Regions from separate parts of the Mus musculus genome. Here region 2 is linked to region 1. A link is a loop called in an ENCODE intact Hi-C map of the cell type or tissue named here. Cell type or tissue: left cerebral cortex. All regions are shown on one strand. Links, peaks and the distances in the headings refer to the core of each region. The heading gives the core; the rest is flanking DNA.

What was found. Hi-C counts contacts between places; a loop is a spot of excess contacts. Peaks named below come from ENCODE experiments on the same cell type or tissue, not always from the same donor. Only the 100,000 strongest peaks of a DNase experiment are listed, where the experiment ranks them.
Region 2: a loop joins it to region 1, with 2.1 times the contacts of the local background. A loop is called at or near these places in 2 of 42 quality-filtered maps.

What each region holds. Positions count from the first base shown.
Region 1 is chr11:37,476,743-37,482,123 of GRCm38, forward strand. No RefSeq gene overlaps it. Among named protein-coding and RNA genes, the nearest start is that of Gm33791, 120 kb to the right of the region's middle. In left cerebral cortex, for the core only: no CTCF peak of the experiment used is centred there; DNase peaks (open chromatin) are centred at 2,472 and 3,678; H3K27ac peaks cover 549 bases.
Region 2 is chr11:37,227,232-37,232,612 of GRCm38, forward strand. It overlaps a transcript of Tenm2 not described here. Among named protein-coding and RNA genes, the nearest start is that of Gm51890, 240 kb to the left of the region's middle. In left cerebral cortex, for the core only: a CTCF peak has its summit at 3,153; no DNase peak of the experiment used is centred there; H3K4me3 peaks cover 1,089 bases.

The DNA.
Region 1 (5,381 bases), core at 64-5,063:
ATAAAATCTTGTATATTCTAGGCACTATAACACTATTATAGTAACCATTTCCTTAGAAATACTCCTACAGAAGACTGACAGAATGCCAGTAGTTGTCTTTCAGATGCAAGGTTTTCATTCTAGAAGACATCTGCTAAATCTCAATTGGCTGGAAAGTGTTGGCCAAGGCAAAGCCCAGATTCCTACATCAACATCTTGTCTCATTGACTGTTAAGGTTGCTAGCCCCATAATAAATCTCCAGATCTAGAAATACACAGAAGTGGTATATTATAGCCACCGATAACACTTATCCTTTTTGCTTAAGCCTGAGAAAATTTGAAATGCCCCAAGAAAATGTTGTACTTGCAAATTTTAAGGATTTTGCAAATCATTTACCATTCTGTGAAAAGGGACTGAGGACCGACTGCCCAGTAGTGCACCAATGTGTATTTCAATTAACACTACCTACGGTTTTACTTTGGGGAAGTTACTTTATTTTAAATGTATTCAGACAGATCAAATATAAAGGCTATGGTGGATCTGAATCCAAATACGTCCTGTTATCTGCTACTGTGACTCTGCCTGGCTTTTCAGCTTTGTTATATTTAGATGTGAGCTCGTAACTGCTGTAATACATATTTAGTGACCCAGTGAGGGGAAAAAACAAACCCACATATCTGAGATAAAGAAGTTGTGTATAAGGGCATAGAGTCTCACACAGGCACAGAACAGTCACCAATGCTTTAGCCACAACTGTGCTCTGCCAGTGTGCCAAGTGCACCTTGTAAGGGCCATGAGATTAAAGCAGGTACTTTCAATAGGGCGTAGTATAATTATATGGTAATTTGAACTTAGAATTGCAGGCAATCCTATGTCCCTCTAATATCTCATCAATGGGTCTGTCTTGAGCATTATAGAATTTCCCAGTGGTGTTCAGAGTTCGCACTATCCCAGATTCAGTTTTGATCTATTTTGTTTAGTCAATAGACATGTGCTAGATCCAAGTCCCATATGATACTCTAGAGTGACCCAGGATTTTTTTTTAAGCTGGATATTTTCTTTATTTACATTTCAAATGTTTTCCCCTTTCTAGGTCTCCCCTTCAGAAACCCCTATCCCATCCCACCTCCCCTTGCCTCTATGAGGGTGCTGCCCCACCCACCCACCCACTAGGGTCTTCCTGCTCTGGCATTTCCCTCCACAAGGGCATCGAACACTCTCAGGCCCAAGGCCTGCTCCACACTGATGTCCAACAAGGTCACCCTCTGCCACATATATGGCCAGAGCCATGGGTCCCTCCGTGTGTACTCTTCGGTTGGTGGTCCAGTCCCCTGGAGCTCCAGGGGGTCCGGCCTGTTGACACCATTGCTCCCTCTATAGAGCTGCAAACTTCCTTAGGTCTTTTAGTCCCTTCTCCAACTCCTCCATCGGGGACCCTGTGCTCAGTCCAATGACTGGCTGTGAGCATTCACCTTTGTATTTGTCAGGATCTGGCAGAGCCTCTCAGGAGATAGCCAGGTTTGTGAGAGAGCTGCTTTGCTTTGCATTGTTTAGGGTTTGGCCAAGAAGCCTGAGTGGCCTCTTGGTATCAGGGTCCAGCCCCCATCTTCTGAAATAGGAATAAAACCTCCTGTTTGCCCGTGTATACTCTGAAGTTGTAACTATTTCAGATACATGTTAGAAGACGATGGAGATCTTCAATAACCTTACAGTACCTTCAAATTATCTAGGGCACACTTAAATCCTGCCATTCTAGAGTCTGCATTTTTCAAAGTAGACCAGATTCCACCTGAACCAAGCTGGCTGATTGTTCCTCTGGGATTGTTCCACAGGACACCCTGCAGGGTCTTTGAGAGACACCAGCAGGTTGGAGGGTAATAGTATCCACAGAGGCCTCAGGGCTGGTGGGGTGGTCATAGGAATCAATAGTGAAAGGAAAGTATCTTGGATTTGAAAGTACAGTGCTTTGTGTTGCCAGTATTGAATCTTTCCCTTTTTGGTTTTGAATGGAAGAGATAGCTTGCCTAATTGCTGCTCCAGCTTGCAAGGGTCACAGACTGTAATATTTAGTGCTGTATGAGGTCTTTTGCAGAGCTAATGCATATCAAATAATTTAGACCATTTCTGTGTCTGATAAAATGGATTTTTGACAGAAAGAGGGCTGCCTAAACTCTCATCCTACTGGGGCTAATCACAGAGTATTAAGAAACTTGTTTATTAGGAGTATGCAGCTGAGTCATAGACCTGTTTGCGAAAGTAAACTGCAGGACAGCTGTGTAAAGGGAGAGCGATGAAATGTGTGCATCCTAACAAGGCCTGTGAGCTGTCCTCAGAAATCTTACAAATGCACTGCATCACACTTGTTCTGAGCAGGCAAGCCCAAGAGTGAACATTAACAATATGCCCATGCACAGCTTTATATAATCACGATTGAACGTCCACTGTCCAATGCCGTTCCCACTCTTCCTTTTCTGAGCCAAGTTAACAAGGAAAAGGTTTTCAGGTAACCTAGATTTGCTGTTCTTGTAAGTGCTTGTTATAGCTGTAGTGAAATAAAAAGAAGTGCTGGGTGGGAGGTACACATTATCACCCATAAAAATGAGCAAGAAAGAAGACATTTTAGGCTTGCCTGTTGGATAAGAAGCAAAGAGACCCATCAGAAGTGCAGTTCTGGAAATTCCCTAATTTTCAGGCCATCACAGACAGAAGAAATTCTCACTCTAAGACAAGATCTGGTTTAAGGTCGTTGCCTAGGTGACTCTGCATTTTAAGTAGTTGTTGAAAGAGATCCTGGGCCTTTGGCTCAGAAATTACTTTTCAAAGAATTTATCTGCCAGAAATATACAGATAAGACTTATCAAGATGTCACCAAAAAGACACTTACTATAACTCTTCTTAAAAAGTGAATAATTGTAAGTAATACAAATAAAAATTGATAAAACATTATCTGAATACACAGTAACATATCCATTCAATGGAATACTATACAGTCCTTAAAAAGAAAGACCTACATCTAGGTTATTAATATGAAAATATATCTAATTAGCAGGTCAGAAAGAATTTTAGAACAGTACATATGAATCATATGGCTGAAACACAACAAAACATAAACAAGAAATGCAATTTCAATGATTATAAAACAAAATAGTAACGTAATTTCTAGAAGAAATAGAGCTCTAGGAGCCTTTTGTAGTCAAGCATATGCTTCAATGTTTATATACTAATTTTTAGGATGAAAGTACTACTTATAAAGTTTCTAATATATTTGCGGTCCTAATCTATTCATTCCAAGTTTTTTTCAGCCGTTGACTTACAAATAAGCCATCTGAGATCTCGTGATTGACAAGTTAGCTGTTCAGAAAGCCAGAAAAATAGCTAAGCCATATTAGAAACTCAAAAGAGCAAAAACCTGCCTGGTTCTCTCTCCCTTCTGAATCTCTCCCAGCAAGGACTTTCAGAGTCTCAGGGGTTGTGCGGAAGAGTCAGAGGAAGCAGAGATCAGTAGCAACAGACAACAAAGCTTAGCCCAAAACTGAGAAAGGAGAAACTGCGCAGTGAAAGCTCCTTTCAAATTAATAAGCTGGCAGTTAATTTCTGAACTAACTCTAATTTGTACGTGGCACCTTCTGTCAGAGCTGTCAACAGAGTTGCTTTTACTTCACACTGGCTTGCTAGCTGGAAAGGCTGGCTTGGGGCCAGGTGCTCACCCTGCTAGTACACACTGCCATCAGCCTGGGCTCTTCATTTGAGACCATTGGGTAATTTCGTGAGCAAATGTAGGTGGCTATTTATAAATGTGATTCCTACTTATCAAGAGGAAATCTTGCAACATCTCCAGGCCTAAGCTTTTCCTCTGATAGTCCAACTTTGAAATCACAAGGAAGACTCTACAGGAGCTGGCAGGAGTGTGGGGGTAGGGGGGAGGGTTGGGGACAGTTGAGGGGAGATTTCTAGAAATGAAAACACTTGGAATTTTAGGAACTGTGTAATATCAGCACCTTAAAGCGTACAAAAAATAGCCATTGGCAGAGGTAGTGGATAACCTGCCCACTCCATGGAAGCTGCCCACTCCATCTCCCACTCTATGGAAGCTGTCTACTTCATCCCCCTTGGAAACATTAGACGGAACCCGTTGCTTGTCAGAAGCATCCTCTTTTCGTTACAAGTTGGGGCTTTATGTGAGTTAATTTGAAAATTTGTATTTTTTTTAAGTTAGGACTTGTGCCATTCAGTATCTCCTTTCAAAGCCCTTTCTCTTCTTTGCTCGTAGAACCTTCTAGTTATTAACAGAAAGGAAAGCCCCAAGGCCACCCAGCCTAAAGTAATCATCCATCTTTCTTTTTCACAGTGGCATCTTTTCTCAGTGTCTTCTGAGAGACATCTTCTGGAGTATTCCAGAAAATTTTAGTCTCCATTATTGGTCTTAGTCAGGGTTACAATTGCTGCAGGGAAACACCATAACCAAAGCTAGTTGGGGGAGAAAGGGTTTATTTAGCTTATAGTCCCATTGCACTGCTCATAATCAAAAAAAGTAAGGGCGGAAACTCATACAAGGCAGGAACCTGGAGGCAGAAGCTGATGCAGAGGTCATGGAGGAGTGCTGCTTACTGGATTGCTCTCCAAGGCTTGCTCAGCCTGCTTTCTCTATCTTTCTCTTTCTTTCTCTTTCTCTTTCTCTTTCTCTTTCTCTTTCTCTTTCTCTTTCTCTTTCTCTTTCTCTTTCTCTCTCTTTCTCTCTCTCTGTTTCGCTTTCACTTTCACTTTCTCTTCTTCTCTTCTCTTCTCTTCTCTTCTCTTCTCTTCTCTCTCTCTTCCTCTTCCTTTTTCTCTTTCTCCTCTCCTTTCCTTCTCCTCTCTCCTCTCCTCTCTTCTTTTCTTTCCTGTCCTCTGTTTTTTATGTTGTTGCTTTCGTTTTCATCTGTCTTTTTTTTTTTTCTTTTTTTCTTTCTGAGGCAGAGCTTCTCTGTGTAACAGCCCTGGCAATCCTTGAACTTCCCTTGTAGAAGAGGTTGCTATGAAACTCACAGAAATTTTCCTGCCTCATCATCCGTGGTTCTAGGATTAAAGGTGTGTTAGGAGCAGGTGTGGCGGCAGTCCCAAAGGCGCCAGGGATTGCAGCTAAGTCATATGACTTGCACCTGACTTCCTCATACAAGACACAAACATCTTGAGTGCTGCGCAGGTGTACCAGGATACAGGTGAATCCAATTTGGTGGAGATTTGCCCCTGCTGCCCTGATTAGCTGAAGCCTCGTGACTGGCGAGGGGGCGTGGCGTGACTGGCGAGGGGGCGTGGCCTGCGGTTCGTGGATGAGAGAGAGTATAAAAAGGAGTGAGAGGCCCAGGGTTCGGGGGAGATATAAAAACAAGGGAGATATATAAACAAGGGAGATATAAAAACA
Region 2 (5,381 bases), core at 319-5,318, 250 kb before region 1:
AAATTTACGAGCATGAGCATGTGAAAAGGAAACCCAAGAACTTGCGTATTAACCCTGTCCTTTCTTGGTCTCTGAGGAAAGGATTCCTCGAGAGACAAATCTTCACCCTTGGGATGTGAAGAATGAGGTAACATCTTCTCCTCTTTCCAGTTCCTGGAATTATCAAAAATTATCTTCTTTCTCTCCCTTTTAATTTTTTAGGGGAAATAGCAAGTATATGTATCACTTATGAGCAATGTAAATGGGTAGCTTGGGGTAGGAAGTGATTTAGCCACTCACTCAATCATTCAAGTCACCCAGGCAACAGGCATGCATCCTGCAAAGCTTCAGCTCTGGGATATCTTCTTATTCTGAAACCTCGAAGTTGAGAACAACCTAACCTGTGCAGCCAGAGACACAGTCTAATACTCACCTTCCAGCCTCACCCTTTAGGTAAACATGCCTGTTATTAGTTATCTGAATTTTTTTTAAATAGAAATAAAGAAGAAAGAAAGCTGACACATTAGATTCCTGACCTCACCTAAAGCCATGCTTTTCACAGAATGAATACATTTGAAGTTGCAAGGAAATGCTGCAAAATGTGCACTGTAAACATGTGCCAAGATGAATAGGTAAATAAATAAATCAGAAAAGGGTAGCAACATGGTGACAAACTTTTCTGAACGTCTTAGGTTAAAAACCTTATTTTAAAAATATAGACATGCATCTACGTAATATTCTTTTACCTAAGCTTCTAGACCACAGGGCCATAATCCTCACACACACATACGCTAAACTGTGTGTGATTCTGTGTGTACCCCATGGGGGCTTAATAACACTTATGAATTGACTGACAAGAGAAAAACCAAGAAATGACAACCTTCCGGGTAGCCGTAACACAATTTTAACTTGAAAATTGCCCAGAAATAGACTTCACAATCTATGGGAACATACACAAATCATATAAAAAGAAGCAGTGCCCCTCATATACCTAGACTGGCCTTAGGGAATAGCTTAGTGAAAAATTGTTGCTGTGGGAACGAGAGTTCAGCCTCTATCTCTATTCACTATTTGGCTTCTGCAGTGAATCCAGCTACAAGCAACGTTTATTCTGCAAGAAAAGGTACTATAAGATAATGTTTAACGTTAAGATTAGAAGAACTATAGAGTTATGCTTAATCTTTAACATGTTTCTCACCGAGTCTACAAGGATCACACACCCTTCCTTTCAATACTCAAGAATCGTGTTGGCATTTTAATTTCTCTGCAGACAAAATGTAGAGGGGGAAAAAAAGAGAGAGAAAGAAATCCTAATCTCCAATGCTGGGATAGCCTCTTTGATAGAAGCTTCCCCAAACCAATGGAAATTAGCAACAAATGACAATTTAGCTAGCACTTTCTCCAAATGACATCCACAGTGTACCTCTGACACCAAATCTTGTTCAGTGAGACCTAGAAGAAAGCTTTCAAGTGTCTTTAAGTTCCAAAGGGGTGTTTTCTTCCCTGAAGTTTCTACCTTGGAAGGTCAGAATGGGCCAGACATAACAATGTACCTGTCCTTTCAGGGGAAGAGGGATATAAATATTTCTCTTATCAATTTGGCTTTGTCAAATCTCCATGAAAGAGTGACCAGTTCAGCCTCCGCCCACGTTGAAAAGAAATGTCCACCTTAGTAAGTTTGCAAAACTATGATGACATGTGGCTAGAAAGTGAAGGGAGAAATGACACTCAGGATTCATTCTGTTAGAGTAACAGGGTAAAAGATGAGATAACCAGGATTGGTTGCAGAAAGAATTTTAAGTGAAAACACAGAAGAGAAATAAGAACCTGCCGGCCTGCCTGCATCTTTCCATACCACCAAACGCCAACTACAGCAACCTCTTTTAAGTGTAGCAATGCTGTCTTACACACACCATCTTATTTTCCATTGTCTAGTATTCCCCTTATTCTCTCTGCCTCTCCCATCCCAGAACTGGGACTGAAGAACAAATGCAGAGCCTTGCCCCTGCTAGGAAAGTGTCCACCACTTAGCTTGCCTTCACTCTTATTAGTCAGCCTCACATTTTACCTCTCTATCCTTTCATTTTGACCCCCAACTTATAATCCTTCCCCTAGATGGACTCCATCATCTACTTGGCTAGAAAATTGATCCTGATTTCCAATCTCCACTTTAAACATCCAAACTACCATGTGTTTCCAAAAAGCTAATGCATTTTAGACTTCATAAGGCTGTGGATTGCATAGAAAAGTCCTATCTTCCAGTTTTTCTGTATTTTCCTATGTCAACACAGATGCACCTTTATTTTCAAATGATATCTTTCTGTCAGGTTTTAGATTCTCACCCTAAGAACAAGGGGAGAGGACAAGTTGATTCTGCCCTCTTTATTTTCATGGCTACCTTATGGAGTTGAGAGATTGATGATTGATCTTTCTTCCACACTCATCCACTGCCTTCTCTGTAGCCACATGCAAATTTGCCAATGGATAATTAAGCAACAGACACATCCAATAAATATAATAAATAAATTTGATTTTTTTTCCTCTTAGTAATTGGTTTCATCTGACTGGCTCTGATGGTGTGTAGGGATATATAAACAGGATTAGAAAATAGAAAAATTAGATGCTGGGTCCTACAAATTGTACCCCCCCCCCAAGCACTGTGAAATGTCTCTGCAATAACTATGTTATTTGTAGGGTTAAAATGGAGAGAAGCAGTTTGTGCTTTCTCAAGATGTTTCAGTCAAAAAATATAAATAAAACTGCAGGAATGACTAATAAAAAAAGTGTAACCAATCATAGAACACATTTTTTTTTAACTTATAGACCCTCTACCCCCCCCACCCCAGCTCACACTGTCTTTCTCTCGAACTTCTACTTAGCTAGTGCTGACAGTCCCAAGCCTTGCTTAAGGTCCCCAGTCCGAGGTATCACATGAGCCAAGGCTACATGAATAGAAACATCTTGAACATACTAGAAGACAGAGAATGCACAGATCTCTGTGTACAATTACTGCCTAAGCAAATACAAAAATGAAAGGAAATTAAATAACTCTTCCAATATACCCTACACAAAGAACACAGCATTATCTTGCTTTGTAAAGAAAGCACCTATTTCTCTTCCCATTTGAGTTCCTGTATATCCTTTTGACTTCAGGCTGCTTCTACCACCAGAGGCACAGGACCTGGCTTGTGTGTGGGAATCACAGTCCTGACCATGCAGGAATAAAGTAAGATAAAGACTAAAATGCACTGTAGTATAGTTATTGTTTTTCTGCATTTCTAAGTAATTTCTACTGAAATGTGTAGCGAATATTCAAATGCCCCGATATTTTGATATTTTCAAGGCTTTAAAAATGATCATGGTTAATAATTTAAAGCCAGTTGCAAAAAGTCTGTAGTAAAAAGTATGCTGTGGTGTTCCTGATACCCAGATTTCTATAGGCACAGGTAAGGAGAGCTTCTGTGGTGTGTTTCCTTCTTGGAAACCATTTAAAAACCATACTTAAGTTGTTTTCAATACTGAAATTTTGATGTAGCTTGAAGAAACGATCCAAATACAATCAGAAGTACTTAACATCTATGTTTTTGAAATGATTATTTTATAGTATAGGATGTTCTTAATCTCTGCCAAAATGATGTTCCTTTCCCTGTATACGTCTTCTACATGGACTCTATGCCTCTCCTTGAGGCAGGAGAGATCAAAACATTAGGTACCAACTAAACTGGAAGCAACAATAAAAAAACAGCATTTCAATATAAGCATCTACCAAATGAATCCTGCCTCTGTCATGATTTACAATCAATATACCACTCTGAGTTTCGACTTTACCGCTTTCATATGACTAATACTCTGGCTTTAACTTTTACTTTCTAATAAGTAAAGACTGAGGAACCTAAATAAATAAATTAATTTATGACTTATTCTTTTGAGCCACATTCCTAAATTCATTATTACTTGTTAGGGTACAAATTTCTCTTTTCTATAAATACAAAGGTCATACTAACTGAGATGTATACCGCAAAATGTCTAGTGTGATTTATAAAACAAGCCTAATCTTATAGAGCACTAAAAGGAAAATACTCATGGAATAACATATACTTTCTGAAAGCTGAGTTATAAACTTTTGCAAATCTACATTGAGTTCTCCTGAAATGATAAGAACAAGCAAGCAGAAAAACTTCCCAAAATATCTATGTCCCAAAATATGTGGCAGAGCCACTTCCGAGAAGACAGAGTAGCAGGGGGCACAGCCCACAAGTCAGTAGAACTGCAGATTCAAGCCTCTTCCAGACTGCAGGCCAGTCCTGGGACCTGAGCACCTCAGAGGAACCAGCTCTCTTCCCAAACACACAGCACTGTAGTTTCCAACACAGACTTGGCTGTTCAGCACTTATCATGCATGTATATCCTAGCACGGGCTACACGCTGTTAGTAATATGAAGGACGTAGTCGACTGGTCCATCCTGGTCACATTGGTCAGAGTGGTAGGGGGCAGAAATCTTTACCAGGAGAAATAGACTTGACTTTAACATATCACATGCATTGTTTTGTTTGGGATTCTCTTTATTATACTTACAGAGTTAAAACACCTGCTCTCTTTTCACTCACAGGCCAACACAGTACATAAATACTATGCATACCCCATCAATTCATTTTTGCCTATAAGGATTGTCATTCTATGCTGAGGGCAGAGGGCAGATGGACCAATGGAAGACTTTCAGGAAAAACAAGACAAAACAAAACCAGAACAAACAAGAAATCAAAAGGAACTTCATTTTGGGGACAATTTCTTAGAGTTCTTCATGGTTTGCTATGGAGGAACTGATTTTTGAAAGCTGTACTACTTCAAGTTCAGAATCACACTGGGGGTATATATTGAATGGATTCTGCAGAGACAGACGGATTTTAGTGAACGAGTTATTTGCTTCTTTAGCTTATGAAGCCTTTGGAAATATCAGCAAGACAACTCTCAGTGTATCTAAAATAATTAAATTAGCAAGTGCTTTGTCTTTCTTAGCACGGAAAAGAGAACAAGAAAGTAAAAACAACTACATGTTGCTGATAGCACACATTCTTAAACAATGGAACCATTTCTTTTCTAAATCAAACTAAACGCCAGAAAAACAAAGGCTACTTTGGCAAAGCTGCTACACAAAGAGCAGATACTTCTGTTCTCAGCAGAAGAAATTCTTTAAAATGACTGGTAGGGTAAATACACATTACTTGCAGTATTCCCTGATTGCAAAATTTATCTCATTTCATCAAATATTGTTACCTATCTTTTCACTGAAAATACCTTTTTAAAAATGCAAGTATCCAGGTTCTATCTTTTGGCTGAAAGTCTCTTTCACTTCTTCTGGGTGTAGAATGGAGAGTGTGAAGAACACATTGAGGTTAGCAAG